Regions from separate parts of the Mus musculus genome. Here region 2 is linked to region 1. Evidence: chromatin loops called from intact Hi-C (ENCODE). Cell type or tissue: gastrocnemius. All regions are shown on one strand. Each heading gives the region's core, and the rest is flanking DNA. Links, peaks and the distances in the headings are about the cores only. Region 1 overlaps Bmp3 (bone morphogenetic protein 3). Region 2 overlaps Cfap299 (cilia and flagella associated protein 299).

Evidence for each region. Peaks named below come from ENCODE experiments on the same cell type or tissue, not always from the same donor. Only the 100,000 strongest peaks of a DNase experiment are listed, where the experiment ranks them.
Region 2: a loop joins it to region 1, with 15 times the contacts of the local background. A loop is called at or near these places in 35 of 42 quality-filtered maps.

What each region holds. Positions count from the first base shown.
Region 1 is chr5:98,859,616-98,867,954 of GRCm38, reverse strand. All of the region lies in intron 1 of Bmp3 (bone morphogenetic protein 3), which reads right to left. Among named protein-coding and RNA genes, the nearest start is that of Gm34563, 9.3 kb to the right of the region's middle. In gastrocnemius, for the core only: CTCF peaks have their summits at 3,595 and 3,796 (motif pointing right); a DNase peak (open chromatin) is centred at 3,864.
Region 2 is chr5:98,345,469-98,353,807 of GRCm38, reverse strand. It overlaps Cfap299 (cilia and flagella associated protein 299), which reads right to left. Exons shown (of 6, transcript NM_001024614.1): 2 at 7,446-7,576. Among named protein-coding and RNA genes, the nearest start is that of Cfap299, 20 kb to the right of the region's middle. In gastrocnemius, for the core only: no CTCF peak of the experiment used is centred there; DNase peaks (open chromatin) are centred at 4,135 and 4,970.

The DNA.
Region 1 (8,339 bases), core at 216-8,215:
GCACTTGTTCCATATACGTACTTATTTCAGAAACACACACACACGCAATCATGAAATTATGTTCTTGATCAAAAACACGTTTCAGCAAAAACAAAACATTTTTATAAAGACGTGGAAAACTTAAAATGAGTTCATCAGGTCCCCAAGCGCGGGGGAAATGCAATGGGAAACATATTTTGCTCATTTTTAACTTTGTGTGAAGCAAAGGAGAAAACTGCCATTTGTACACATTCGTATGATCCATGACACTGGGGTAATATCTTACAGACCTCTGTAACAAAGCCGCGGCATCAGGCTGTCCAGGGGCTCTGCCCGTAATTCAGCCCAGTCGCCACAGCATACACATTTCCCCAAACTCCACACAGCTGAGGGGTATTTAAAAAGCAAGAAGGAGAACACACCCTATTTCTTGTATGTGGCAATGAACGGTTACCCACAAACACACTAGCCTGGGATGGATGAGCGCTCAAGGATGGGGTGTCATAATCGCACTTGGTAAGCTCCTCTTGCTTCTTTCCGCCACCCCCATCTCCAACCTTCAGTCTCAATTGACTGTCGGAATTCTCACATTGCCTTCTACAGAGCTATGGTGAGGGTTCATGACAAGAGTTCCCATAGCGGACTCAGCACACAGGCTCATTAAACAGCAGCTAACCAATGTCTGGGAAGGTTGTGTCTAACTGATACATGCTGGAAGTATACGGTACTCCCTGGATGTCAAAGGCCTCATACAGACAAGAATGCAACATATTACACGCATATACTAAAGAGTTTCATGGGGTTGAACACATGAGTATATAGCAATAGTTAAGTGTCATATAAACACTGGCAAAGAACCTCCAACTATGGCCATGAAAGAAATTCTTAAAAGCTGGTAAGAAGGGGTTCAGTGGTAGAAAGAAGGGAGACAAGACAGAATAACTTGGGGTAAAAATTACTAAAATTCATTATATATGTTATGAAATTGTAAGCATAAAATTTTTAAAGAGAGAGATAAATTCTCCCTATGAGAAATTCAAGGCAATTACTAAGCATTTACTTTCTGACTTTTTCTCCTTTTAGATCTTAAAGTAATTTAACTTTCCAAATACTTTTATTGCACTAGGATCTCAAACTACATCTCAGGCTAGACTTGAACTTGGTTTCACACTAGACACACACAGTAGGCCTCCTGTCTCAGCCTCTGAAGTGCTAGGACTGTAGACCTAGGCCACCCCATCTAAAGTTCAAATAATTGTTTTTGTGAAATGAAAAAAAAATTAGGAATTTTGCATGCTTTTCTATTTATCCGCGGTTCCTGTACAATTTTCCTTATACGCTTAGGTATCTAAGTTTGAATATCAGTGAGAGGAAAGTATTGTAATATCCACTCTTGTGTTCTTAAGTAGGCAGACACATGGATTTAAATTTCTAATCACAAATTTAAAATGGACTTTAACACTTTTCTAAGTGTCAACGACATTGTACTATGAGTAAAAAAAAAAAAAAAAAAAAGATGGACCTCATTAGCTTACAAAATTAGCTCTCACACTTACAGTTGCCTAGCAGCAAGTACCAACTGCATACTGCACCCAGCACATGCACACGCAGCATCGTTCTTAATCCTGGTCCTCGTCTAAATTACTGAGGTGGAGAAAAGTAACTGAGAAAGTCCTGGAGATGAAGGGGTTAGGAAGCACACCCCAGCTTCAGATTGAATAAATAAGAATATCTGACAAGGAGAAAGAACACATGGACTGACAGTTACGCAAGAATTGTTTGCTCTCTTTTAATTTTTAATTAAATACCTTTTCAAATGTTAACATTCATCTAACTTTATTTTACATGCGTGGCTATTTTGTCTCCATGTGTGCCTAGGCACCATGTTGTATGCCTGGTGCCTATGAGTCCATAAGAGGGCTTCAGATACCCTGGAACTACTTAAGGACAGTTGTAAGCAATTCCTGGGTCCCCTGGAACAGAAGTCAGTTTTCTTAACCATGGAGGCACCTCACCATTAGAATATATGTTAAATTAAAATAGAACTGTATCACTCTCCCCCAACACTTCCTTTCTCCAACCCCTTCAGTTCCCCCTCCATTCAACTCTTTCTCATGTCCTCTTCTGCTGGATAGGTTTAGGTCAACTCAACATAGGCTAAACTTATCTGAGAGGAAGACATATTAATTAAAAAAAAATGTCTCCATAAGATTGGGCTGTAGAGCCGGGCGTGGTGGCACACGCCTTTAATCCCGGCACTCGGGAGGCAGAGGCAGGCGGATTTCTGAGTTCGAGGCCAGCCTGGTCTACAAAGTGAGCTCCAGGACAGCCAGGGCTATACAGAGAAACCCTGTCTCGAAAAAACAAACAAACAAAAAAACCAAAAAGATTTGGCTGTAGGCAGCACTGTACAGCACTTTCTTATTTAGTGATAAGAGAGAGCCCAGCTCATATGGATGGGGCCATTCCAAGGCTAGCGGTCCTGGGTTCTGTAAGAAAGCAGGCTGAGCAAGCCATGGGGAGCAAATCAGTGAACAGCCCCTGCCATGGCTTCTGCATCAGCTCAGGCCCTTAGGTTCCTGTTCTGTTTGAGTTCCTGTCGTAACTTCCTTGATGACGGAGCCAAATAAATCCTCCCCTTCCCAGGTTGCTTTCGACATAATGTTTCATCACAGCAATGGTAACCATAACTAAGACACCCCCCCTTTCAAAATGATATTCTTCTCTTTTCCTTTGATTATGCAACACACACACACACACACACACACACACACACACACACACACACACACACCATACAAATATATAAATACAATCCGCTGAGTCCATGAGTCCATCTTTGGTGTGTGTGCGCATGTGCACGTGTGCGCGCACGTCCATGTGTTTTCAGGACTGATCATGTTGTGTTGGATAATTGATTAGGGAGCATATTCTTGGGAGAGGTTTATCCCCACCCTCTCTCAGCAGTCATTAGTTCCCCATAGTTCTTGTCTAGGGGTGGACCCTGTGACATCAGTAAAATGCTCTCCCTTTGGTGTGATCAGATATATTGACACTGTTATTATTTAGACCTTGTGTGTGCAGCCCACTTCTAATAGAAGATCTCCTGGCTTTCTGGCTTCTATAAATGTTCTTCCTCCTTTTCCACAATGTTGCATGAGAAATGGATGTGGGAGCCATGTAACATATATATCCGCTGGGGTTGGGATCTCCGTGATCTACTGATCTCCTCACTGTGTCTAGTTGTAGCTCTGCAATGGTCACCATGTGCTATAGAGAGATGCTTCATTGCTGAGGAGCAATAACTACATCTTTTAAGAGGGGCTTAAGATCCCCCTGGAGCTAGGAGTTGTGAGTCACCAGGTTAGAGGGAAGGGATGAGCTAAGAAGCAAACTCCAATCCTATCCAAGAGCAGGATACAATTTTTAATCTCTAAGCCATCTCCCCAACCCCAAGAATTGTTTTTGATTATGTGAGAGGCTTCAGAAAGACATGCCTTTCCAGTGCTACAGGTGAGACTGGTATCTGAGAGTCCTAGCTGCATGCAATCTGGTTCCAAATTCATATAAGTCATGACTCTGACTTAACTGCGGAGCGTCTATGGGGCATTCGGGAAGGCAGTCGCAAGTCTACTGCTATTGGAGAGTCCTCACACTGTGGCGGAGGGTTTTCATGAACCAGAGAACCTCTTAGTCTTAGTACTCTTGGGAAACAGCAAAAACACAACAGGTTTCTTTCCACAGAGAAGACGGTGAGATGGAGGCTTTTTTTTTTTTTTTTTTTTTTTTTTAACAAAAATACAGCTACCAATAGGTGGCGCCATTTTCATTCTATTTGGTGGCAACTCAGAACAAGTTCAATTTTCCTCGCCACTGCATTTTGGTCAGTGTTGCCATTTCCGACCTTGTGTTCTGACTTTAAATCATTTCTGAGAACTGGAAGGAGGCTTTCTGTGCTCGAGCATGAACCGAGGGTCTTGAGCAAGCCAGATAAGCTCCTCCACCTACCTCCTCCACCCAGGGCTGAGATGTTTTTGTTTTTTGTTTTCCCTTGAAAGCAAAGACAAGCTTATCTTAACAATCCATTCCCTTGGCTAGGACCCTGTCTCTGTGATCACTCTTCATGATTCGTTCCTGACAAGGCGAGCTCCATGCCGACAGGGCCATGGTTTGCTCTCTGCCTTCCTAAATTTCAGGTAAGGCAGAATTCATTAAGTGCTTTTTATTCTGCTGTGTAAAAGGAATATAGAGGTTTTATCAACTGTTGGAAAGGGGAGCTGGGGTTGCCTGTTCCATGCAGTGATCTTTCTTTTTTATTGAGGGGGGCGGTTCGAGACAGGGTTTCTCTGTGTTCCCCTGGCTGTCCTGGAACTCACTTTGTAGACCAGGCTGGTCTCAAACTCAGAAATTACCTGCCTCTGTCTCCTGAGTGCTGGGATTAAAGGTGTGAGCCACCATGCCCAGCTTGCAGTGATCTTTCTAAGGGGTCTGATCATTAAATAAAGATGGAAGATGCCTTTCTGTCTCTATCTGAAAAGCAAAACCAAAATTGAACTTAGGGAGTGGACTCTAATTCGAGGGAGCTTGTAATTAGGCTCCAATTTAGGGGGTCTCAGGACCATTTTGCCCCCCCCTTTTGTTCAGTCACCCTCTGGGAGTAGCTGAGACAGTATCTCAGGAGTTAGGTAAAGGAAGTTCCTGATCCTACTGACCGACATAGAACGGCTTCAAAGGGAATGAGCAGATACAATGGAAAGCTTTCTGTGCAAAGTCTAATTTTAAAGCAAATAGGCTAAATGAAAGCTTGATGACTAGCTAAATCCCCAGGAAGGAGGGAAAAAGCCTTTCAGTCATACTGAAAATATGTAACCAAGCACAGGTCTCCACACCCACTCTCTGTTTCTTTCTCCAAGGGACGTTGAGTTGCTGGAAAGGTCCAATGCCTGGGGTGGGGGTGCAGGTAGGGACAGTGCACAGAAGTCACTGGCTGACTGTCCTCTGCTGTTAACTTAGGCCTCACTTCTCCAGGCTGCCTTCCTCTTCCTGACAGGGGCTCTGAATCGAACATGAAGCATGACATTCTATGTTGTTTTGAAGACTCAGTCAAATGCTTAAGTTTTGTGGCATCCCCAAACAGCCATGCTCTGTGTCCAGAGAATCAAAACATCAACCAAAGATGAGATAATGCATGTGTTCCTAGAATGGAAAACTGTTCACTAATTATTTATGTGCCAGAGCCTCCACCCAAGGGCATTCCCAGACTGTGAACTCCCCAGGGAAGGGAGCAGACAGGTCCTGCGACTCCTTGAACACGCATTGCTTAGATTTACACTCTGTATCACCTATGCACTGAGGATCATTTGTTCAATTTGTCAGATAGACAACTGTTAAACTGACCAAGTTCAAGTGTCCTCTACTTAACACCAAAGTGAAGAGTTTGTCAAGTAAGTTCCAATCCCCCAAAGCTGCTACAAACCATTCTTAGTCTGAGGACCCTCTACTTTTCCCTTCCTGTTCATTTTTTTTTAAAGGAAGAATGATTTAGAGCAGCTATTTTATGAAGTAGAATATTCTCATTTTCTATGTTAGTGATAGCATGCCCTACTGGGAATTATTTTAAGGCTACTTTGTTTTTAAAGACGGGCTTCTTGGCTTTGCTACTCTCTTTTCTGATCTTGCAACTTAAACACTGTGCATTTAAGTTCAAGCCAGAGGGCAAACTGTGGCAGGTCCCCCCCAGTCTGTGGGAAAGCCCACAGAAAACTATGGCAGGTTCCCCAAAACAGCAAAATGAGATAGAAACCCTGCCTTCCAAAGGCTGACGAGGTAAGTAAACCCTGGCTCCCTTCTCTCGCACTTTAGCACACCCACTAGGGTGAAACCCTCTGCAGGTGTGAGAGAGAGGCAAGCAACTTGGATACAACGTTTCTGTCGAAGCCTCCCTGAGGGACCAAGTGGCTATTTTTCAAGGCAGAGATTTCTTTTTCATCTATCTAAAATAGCCTCGTGAATGAAATGACCCTGGTGTGTTTGTTGACTCCTCCTTCAGGCTACTTCATGTTCTTCTTCTCAGGGCAACAGTAGCCTTGGCTAGACTGGAAACACTAACACTTAAAGTGCTTGGGCAAAATTATCACCCTCTATTACTAACTTCAGCTAATCCTCTTTTTAAAAATTTCTCTCTTTTGTTTATATGTGTGTATGTATATATGTGTGTATGTGTATATATGTTTATATGTGTGTGCATGTTTATAAGTGTGTATGTGTATGTATGTGTATATGGTTATGTGTTTGTATGTTTATATGTATATATGTGTGTATGTGTGTATATGTTTATATGTATGTGTATGTTTATAAGTATGTATGTGTATATGTATGTGTGTGTATGTTTGTGTGTGTGTGTGAAGATTTGTTGTTCTACAGCTCTCTTGTTTTAGGCAGCTAGGGTGTGATATGCTATCACCCATTTGCCTTCCGCCCCATGGCGAGTTCACATGAGGACTGGCCTGAGTGTAGCTGCTGAGTTGAGCTAAAGGACTTTTCTCCAAGAGGAAGCTCTTCTTTTTCCGTTGGCTAAGCCGAAGAGCTAGGTTTGAACCCCGTTCTTGGCTACGCTGCTAGTCTCTCTAACACTGCTAGTCTTCACTTCTCATCTGTGGAGCTGGCAAACCAAGCCAGGGTCTGTCTCTCAGAAAAACAGAGGGCAACTCCATTGACAAAGTCGATGTAAAGATACAGGATGAGCTTAGAAACCTGGGATAGTCTTCAGATGTTTCAGAAGCGTCTTCATCCTGGTTTCACATGAAGCACGAACGCACCTCAAACATTGGGAATAAGTACATATTGGTGAGCACAGGGCATTGTGGGAGGTTGTGGACACAGGGAGCTCACCTTACAGTACAACCCATGCTATTCCAAACCCATTTTTCAGCAAGCGGCTAGTTCTGTCTTACCCTTGGCTGCTGAGCAAAGCAGGGTTGCAAAGATGCTTTCTAATAGATTTCTTGAGGCTGGTTAGTGTTCTGCTGTGGGGCATGGCTCAGCAGCAATCACCTCATCAAGAGGTTTCTGTAGCCCACTGGACCTTCTGAAGCAAGTTATGGGGTTAGAGCTTGGGTCTGTGCTTTCGTCTGGAGTGTGGGAGCTTCTGAGCCCCGAGGGACACTGCTCTGGAGTGACCCCGGAGTGTTTGGGATTCAGATAACCAACTCTCACTGAAATGTGGGTTCCTACTCTATCTTGTGTCCCATTCAGCTCTTTTAGTGACACTGAAGTGGACAAAGGAAATACTTGTACTATGGTGAGCTTCTCTTTGGAAAGTGACTTTCTCCCTGGTGGAGGAAGGTTATGGGAACTGCATGTCTGTCTTTCTCACCTGTAGAGTGTTTGTGACTAATGGGTTTAAAAGGAAAGAAACCTGACCAGCCAGCCTTTGGAGGGCAGATGGTTCATCTTCTCAACACTCCAGTTCCAAGATATTTGACACCCTCATCTAGTTTGCAAGGGTACCTAGATATGCCATAGCATTCTCTCACACATACAACACATGCCTTCTGCCTTCTCCTCCTCTCTCTCTCCCCCCCTCAAATCCTGGTTAATGACATAATTCCTAACGTAACCATAAGAAATCAAACTTTCTGATACTGCTACCACAGTAAAATGATGAAGACACTAACTACCAGGATTTGCAAATCCAACAAAAGGGGAAAATCATCAAAGTTTGGCTATAAAAGTTCTGTCCCATAGTGTGTCACAGAAATATGGTTATATCACAGCCAATGGATGCGATAGCATTTCTGTTAAATATGGCGTACACTGGAGGTAAATAAAAGACTTGAGAGAGATCTTGAGTGAATGTTTCTGAATGTAGACCCAAAGACTGGTGAGGTGGTATTTACCCCCACTACTGTATTGCTCCACAAATAAGATAACTTTTCCCTTTCAAGCTATTATGCTGTCTATAAAACAAACAAAAATCAACCACAGGGAAGAAAACATTGAAAGAAAACTAATCCAGAGGAGGAGGAGACGAAATGCAAAGTCAGAGACTCTGCAGTTAAAGAAGTTTATAACCTGGAGAAAAGAAGATAGGGTGGTGCCAAATGGACCCACATCTAAGAAGTGATGATGCAGTCTCGTAACCCCACCCCCTAGCCCTGTGAGGGGAGAGCCCAGCCTGTGCACAGCATGCCACTCACTGAATTTTGCAGATCTACTTTTATGGTAAATTAGGATGCTTTTAACCCAGTGTTTTTCCAACTAGATATCCTAGGGCCATAACTCTCAGAAGGTTCTTTTGGGGAAAAAAGAAAAAAAAAATGCTCTTTTAAGGGGAGAACAGCCCTTAAAGGGACAGATAG
Region 2 (8,339 bases), core at 93-8,092, 510 kb after region 1:
TGAGGGTTAGGCTCCAGAGGGACAAAACCAGAGCTGGCAGTTAGTGTGGGAATAAAGAGGCAAGTTACAAGACCAGAATCACTCTAAACCCTTGGAATCTACGGAAAAATAATTTCCTATATTCTAGTCTTTTTCTTTTAAGATTACTAACTCCTCACAAGGAGCAATCTCCATTAAAGGAAATGGTTTTACAGCACCTATGTAAACAAATTTTATTTATTTATTGCTGTGGGTTTTTCCAAAACTATTTATAATTCAAACATTTTTAAATTACAGGAAAAAAAGTTAAATGTTAGTCTTAATTTATTCTTAGCTTGGGAAAGTTTGTTATCACTGTCCAATTCCAGGTGCAAAAACATTTCTGCTAATGCTACAAATTCACTACTTAGAGAGAAAGCTACCAAAACACACCTGCACCTTTTCAAACCCGATCTAATACTGTGTGAAAGCAAACCTGCTAAGGTCATGGATGCCAGGTCATCAAAACCCCATTGTCCCGTCTGCTGTGTGGAGTGAATTATCTGACTACTTAGACTGTCAGAGGTAGACATGCATCTCACCCCATCCTCTCCAGAGACAGTGTCATCGGGAGGGACTCAATGCCTGCAACTCCCACAAACACTGGTTTGGTCCTGTGACTTAATAACTTCGACTAGTGGGATAATGTCTGAGGAGGAGCCCGAGTCCTGAAGCTGTAGCATCTAACATCGTATTTTAGTATTCGAAGCCAAAGAGTGTGGTTGTTAAGAATTTAGGCTCTGTCACCAGCTGCTCTGAGCTTTCGTCTTGCTTCTGGCCTCTCTTAGAGTCAACTCCATAAACTCTGTGTGTTTAGATTTCCATCTCTAAAACAGAGAAAATAGTATTTCATCCATGGCCGTGAGCAGAAAACAAAATTAAAACATGTACAGAATTCTCCAGTTTGGCACGTCAGCAAACCATATCTATAATATAACCAGTACTTAACACTACATCACACAAGATGCACTCACATTGGTCTACTGTCTCGTTTTTCACAAATGAAGACTGTCACAACTATATCCACCACCTATCTGCACATTTACAAATCTCAACATCCACAGGTAAAGGAAAAGACAATAAATAAAGAGTTGAAAAAGCCATAATAGTGTAAGTTTGGAAAATTTAATCTAAGTATAGGGATTAAAATTTAAGTACAAGTCTATTTGAGGAGTGGCGAGACAGCTCAGCGTGGAACACACCTGACTGCAAGCCAGAGGATCTGAGGTCAATCCCTGTGGCCACCTGGTGGAAGAGACGCAACATGTGCAAGTGGTCCTGTGATCCCCACACATGTGTAATGGCATGTGTGCACAGTGGTTACACACACACACACACACAAATAAACAAACAAACAAACAAACAAATAAATAAATAAATAAATGAATGTAGAAAAAATGGACGTCTAGTCAGGCATGGTGGCCTGTGTCTCTATCACCACTGCACTACACAACCGTGTTGAGGCTTTGTCTTTTTCTGTCTCCTGTAATGCTAAGTGCAGGACCCCAAGACCTGGAGTCTGCACATGGCTCCTGTGATGCTGCCCCCAAGTTATTTCTGATTGGTAAATTATGGTGCTGACAGCCAATAGCTGAGCAGAAGAAATATAGGTGGGGTTTAGGTCTAAAGGGTTTGGGGTGGGAGAGGTACCATGTTGGGGGATGAAGAAGACAGGAGGAGGAAGGAGAAGCCACCGTGGGTTAGGAGTAAAGAGAACGTGTCCCTGAGGGCTAGTCAATTAGAGTTAAGAGTAGCCCAGATGAAATAAAGTAAGTAATATGACTCAGGGTTATCAATAGAAAGTAGATCTCAGCAACATCGAAAGGATCTAAGGAGCTCTTGTGCTGGTTAAGGCTTAGTGTAAATATAAAGGTTGAGTCTGGTTTTTTGTTTTTTGTTTTAATCTGGGAACTAAATGGTATAAAGGTGGAGTAGAAAGCCTAGGTTGAAATTAAATAATTCCTACTATACAAGAGATCAGTCTGGGCAATGTTGTAAGACTTTGTCTCAATAATCTAAGAAGAGAACTTATTTGGGGGGCCCTGGATTCCTGACCAACTCCTGTGGAGGTTATCTCACACCTGGGACAGAGAATTGTCTAATGATCCATTGTTGCTAGGATCAATGTTCTCTGGCCATGTAGGTGACCCATCTCCACCTCTCTGGTGTTTTGTAGAGGAGCAATGTAAGGGATGTGACATTTCCATTCCCTCTTGGTTTTGGTGACTCCTCTCCACTACCTTCATCTCCCACCCTCTCGTGCCTTCCCTGCTTAAAGCTTCCAACCAGAATATTCCCTTCTCTATATTTCTTTCGCCTATGCTCCACTGCCTGCCCTTCTTGAAGACAGTTCTGTCCCCTTCCCAGTTTTGTGGCTTCCAGGAATACCCCGGGGTTCAGTAAAGAGAACTGAAGATTGAGTTGGGATCCCTTATGTACTGTGGTCCTTCTGGACCTGGGGAACCTCACTCTGTATAATTATGTTTCCAGTTCCAGCTATGCCTCTGAAGATTTTGATTTCATTTTTCCTTGCACATGAACAGAATTCCATTGTATACATATATCACACGTTTATCTCCCATTCAGTATTTCATGCACAACTCTGATTCCATTCCCTACCAACTGTGATATGGATATGCAGGTGTCTCTGTGGCATAGCATCATCTTTGGTTATGTGCCCAAAAAGTGATAGAGCTGGGTCATAAGGCAGTTTCATAATTATCTCTTTATTGGTATAAATATGCATTATAAATGGCCTAGAGGGATAGATCAGTGGTTCAAAGCACTGGGTTCCTTCCCAGCACCCACTGGAAGGCTTATAACAATCTGTAACTTCAGTTACAGGGGACCTCACACCTTCTTCTGGTCTCCATGAGGACCAGGCATGCACACAGTATATAGATATGCATGTAGGCAAAAGCAGGCATACACATAAAATTAAAATTAAATAATACTATAAAGGTGTTCAGTTTGTAGGCACAGCTTTGAATGTATTTTAAAATAATGCAAGCATTGCAGTTCCTATCTGCGTATTTTATCCCCCACAAATGGTAGGTCCCTCACTACAGTAGCAGCCGTCTGCAATCCTTCCTCCAATCCTCTGACGACTATGAATCTGCTTGTCTCATGGATTCACCTATTCTGGGCATCTTCTGTAAGCTAAATCATACAATTTATGGTTGTATTTGTTGCTTTTCTATTGCTGTGATAGAACACCATGACAAAGGAAAGTGTTTACTTGGGCTTACATTCCAGACGGTTAGAGTCGCCGATGGCAGACCTGAAGGTTTGCAGGCAGGAGCAGTGAGCTGAGGACTCACATTTTGAACAGCAATCATGACACAGAAAGTGAACTAGAAATGGAGGAAGCCTTACTTCCCAAAGGTCTGAATTAACATTGTGTACCACACACCTAGCAACATTTAATAGTTACAGATTTTCAGTTTTGAGTTTTAAAACATTGCAGTGTTTATAAATAACCAGAAGCTAAGAGAAAGGTAGCCATTATTTCTGTCTGTCACAGGAAGACAGCTTCCCGGGTACTGTGGGAGGGGAGGACTAATTCTTGTTACATTTCAAGTATTTACAGGGTTGTGGAGGGGTACATGCCGGGGCCCTTATGTGGGGATCAGAGGATAACTTATAGAAGTCAGTTCTCCATGTGGGTCTTACAGATCGCATCACATAACCGGTCTTGCCGGTCAGCGCCCTTACTTGCTGAGCCAGGTCGCTGACTCTAGTACTTTGACTTTGCGATTGGATCACATCATACCGCCCAGGCCATTCTCAAGCTTGTGGGCTATCCTTCTGCCTCTGTCTTCTGCAAAGCTACAAGTACGGGTGTACAAGTGTCTGCCGCCACTCCGCGACATTTTCAGTGCTTATTAAGACAGAAGCTGTATGGGAGGGTACACATGTATAATAATAATAACAATAATAAAAACAACAACAATAATAATAATAATAATAATAATAGCTACGAGAGGCTATGGGTGTGGTTATAGCTTTGATGGCAGTGTTAGAACCCACTCCCAGGGCCATATTTCCTCCAACGAGGCCACAATTCCTATGCCTCCACATAGAGCGCCCCCACCCGGGAACCAATATCCAAACGCCCGAGCCTGTGAGGCCGCCTCCCTCAGGGCACAGGCGGGCTTCTGAGCGCAGTTCCTTGCGTTGGCCCTTTCGATCTCATAGTTTATCGGTGCTGGAGCACAGAAAAGCACGTTATATTTTTATAACTGAATAATGCCCAGTTACACTTCTATGCCGCATTTTTAGCCACTTATCAGTTATTAGGCATTAGGATTGCCCCCCTCCCCCTTTGACGAGACTATGAATAACGCAGCTTTCAGCGTCCATGTTTCAGTACTTACCTGCCCGTGTTTTCGGTTCCCTTGGGGATAATCTTAGGAGCAAAATTGCTGGGCCATATGGTAAGAATCTGTTTAATTTTTTTTTTTTTGAAAAATTGCCAAGCTGTTTTCCATTTTCCATTCCAACCAGTGATTTAATTTTATTCACCTAGCCTTCAAACTCCTCGAGAGCAGTAAGCAAGTCTTTGACTCTACTGTAGTCCCAGAACCTGGCATAGTCCCTAATGCACACGGCTATCTATGAATATTTGCACACGATTAAACACTCAAAATTTTTTTGTCAAATTTTTCCTTCTCCTGTGACTCCCCTCGCAAAAATATCCCTTCCGGCTTTATTTAACTTATATCTCTTTTTTCCTATGAAGAATTATTATAAATGAAATCTACACATCTACAAATGGCCATCCTACAATTGCTAAACCAGGAGCACAGTGACACGTTGGAGCCTGTCATCAGCAGGGTAAAGACGTGGGTGAGCACACTATATCTGATCTCTAACTTGGTACAGTTTGCAGTCAACCAAGTATATGACCAAAGTTATCTTAAGCAAATAGTCTTGGCTCTCGGGCGCCCTCTGCTGGCCCTGCTGTCAACAACACTAAAGTCGATTTTGCAGAAAAAAGAACAACACGTGGGACAGAAGGCAACATATGGGAAGCATCCATAACAAAGACAACCAGAAGAGATCGCAGATGAAAGGACCTTCCTTTCCTAGAAGCTCTGGGTGGGGACTGGCCTCCCCCTTCCTAGACTGGCACTTGAGTACCCTGATGACTTCCAGCTCCGGACAGTTAAAGAGACTGTCACATAGGGAAAAAAAAATCCACTTTTATAGTCAAACACAAAATGGATGTGTGACACAGACAGAATTTAAACTTTAAACATGGCCAACACATCTCAATATGAAATACTTTATATATCTTATAAAAATGGCATATAAATATAAATAAATTCTCTGTCTCTGTCCGTCTCTCTGATGTCTTGTATAAGACATACACAACCCTACATACAAAACTTGAATAGTTATGAATTATAAAACTAGAGACTTAAGTGGACAACTGTGTGTAAGTTACTGAGAGCTGCATGAATTTCCTGTAATGGGTACAAGTTTCCTTCAAGAATGATCATTCCCAGCCGGGCGTGGTGGCCCATGACTTTAATCCCAGCACTTGGGAGGCAGAGGCAGGCGGATTTCTGAGTTCCAGGATGAGCCTGGGTCATCTAGCTAGGCCTGCCTGAGATGAGCCTGGGTCATCTAGCTAGGCCCACTATCATCACAGGAGTCACTAAAGGAGAGAACTTTCCCCACCAGGTCGGAGTTAAAGGGTGAGCCACTATTGCCGGGGGAAGAAGACAACAGAAAAGGAATATGGACGACCTCTTGTGGCAAAAACCCGTTCCTGATGACAAATGACAAAGAAATAAGGACCATAATCCGAAAACAATCACAAGCTACAAGCTGACTGACTGGGCTTCAGCCTCAGACCCTGGCTCAGACAAGCATTCAGCTAAGCAATCGCAGATTCCAGTCCTGTGAAATTCTGCTGAATATCAACATATTCAAATACAGTAAGGTGGTTCGGAAACACAGTAGCCACTAGAATGGTCATCTAAGATGGCGCTCTCCCAGGGTACGTTCACTTCCTGCTCCGATCACTTAATTCTGAGCATATGGGAAATTTCTACTTATAATGAGTGTTTTTAAAAGATTGTATCTGAGAATAATTCAGTGTTTTAAGGACTCATCATCTCCAACGCTTAAAGTTTAAGGACTTTTTAAAAATTAAATAGACAGTTATTTTATCAATCCCTTTAAGCTATCTTACCAGTTTGAGGCAGTTCAGCCTAGGAGAATGTCTTCCCGTTACCTATCTTCACGTATATACATGTGTATGTATGTGTAGAAGTGTGTGCTCCTATGTGTACAGGTGCACATGCACAGGTGCATGTGGATGCCAGAGGGCAAGCTCACATGTTGTTCCTCAGTTACTTACGCCTGGCCCTGTGAGACTGGGTCTCTCGTGGGGTTAGAACTCAAAGATTAGCCGGCCATGGTGGCGCACGCCTTTAATCCCAGCACTCAGGAGGCAGAGCAGGCAGATTTCTGAGTTCAAGGCCAGCCTGGTCTACAGAGTGAGTTCCAGGACAGCCAGGGCTATACAGAGAAACCCTGTCTTGAAAAACCAAAAAAAGGAAGAGAAAGAAAGAAAGAAAGAAAGAAAGAAAGAAAGAAAGAAAGAAAGAAAGAAAGAAAGAAAGAAGGAAGGAAGGAAGGAAGGAAGGAAGGAAGGAAGGAAAGGGAAGGGAAGGAAGGAAGGAAGGAAGGGAGGGAAGGAAGGAAGGAAGGAAGGAAGAAAGGAAGGAAGGAAAAATAGAAAAAAAAAAGAAAAGAACTCAAAGATTAGGATAAGCTAACCATCCAGTGAGTCTCGGGGATGGGGTCTGTCTCCATCCGCCCAACACTAGTATTACAAGCACACAGCATGTGGCAAGTTGCTCATCTGGGGTCTGAGGCTCTAACACAAGCAAGTCTTCATGCTTTTACAGCTAGCACTGGACCAAATGAGCTATCTACCCGGTTCCTAAGGACCCATCTTAATACATTTTATATTGCCTTATGGTAGTCATAGTAACGAAAGCCAGTGACAGTTATTGTCTTTCCATAAATCAGTGTTTGTAAAGTTCAAGAACACAAGCAATGCCAAGGTTTATATGCCTTGAAAGGACAAAGACTTCTAAGGCAAATGTCACATACTTTTCGTGTGTAAATGCATAAAACTGGTACTAGTGAGTTACTTTATAACGTGCCTTATTGACATCATGACCATGTTTTGGAATTTGCATCTCTTAAATTAGTAGACCCAACTCCTCCCACACAGCACTACCGCAAGCATACCACAGTGCCTTTGCTTCTTGACCTTCAGTGCAACGTTATGGCACCTCAAGCCTTTCTGCTCCCAGCAGGACATCCAGGCTGTCATAGTCAAGGAAGGTTGGACTTTTAAAGACACCCTAGTCTGTAACATCTGGATGTGCAACACGGACACTTACTTTTTCTGCGTTCTTTCAGCCTGTCTTGCAATATTGATAGCTGCCTTTCTCGCTTCGAAATCTTCCCTTTTCACGATTTCTCCTGTCCCTCGGTAGCCTAGCTCCACCAACTGGCGAGCCAGGCTTTCATCCTGAGGGAGAAACCAGCCAGCAGATGTGTGGGTGAATTGTTTTCAATGAACATAAAAACAACTGTTTAAGCTAAGTGTCCTTTGAAAGAAGACCAGGGCTATTACACATGCAGACCTGCCTCCTGACAGTACAATTAGACACATTTGGTCCTTTTTTAACCACAGATATAAGATGAGAAGAGAAGCAACATCAACCACCAAGTTTTCTCCAAGGGATCAGAGAACAAAGATCTGTTGTTGTTTTTTAAACAATTTGTGCAAACAGCTGTAGACAATTAACAGTGTATCTTTAAAGCAAGATAATTAGAGGCACTGGTGGGCATACAAGAGAGAGGATCAACTGTACACAAAGAGAAGGGGGTGCATTCAGACAGCCCAGTGCTTCAGACAGACTTAAGTCAATTAGCTGATGACCCAGAACAGTACAACTTCAAATGCAGCTAAAGAGGAACAGGGGAATTTCCATACTTAACTGAGAAGATATACTGTTCCTGGATAATGATGGTACCAATAAAAACAGAAAAGGAGACACCCAAGATGAGAGACACAAGGTGCCTGAAGTTGACAGAAACAGATCCACCCCACCACCACCACCAGGATTTTAGTCCTGCCATATTTCAGTTATTTTAAGAATTGTATCAGAGGCTGGAGAAATGGCTCAGCAGTTAAAAGCACTGCCTGCTCTACCAGAGGTCCTGAGTTCAATTCCCAGCAACCACATGATGGCTCACGACCATCTGTAATGGGATCTGATGCCCTCTTC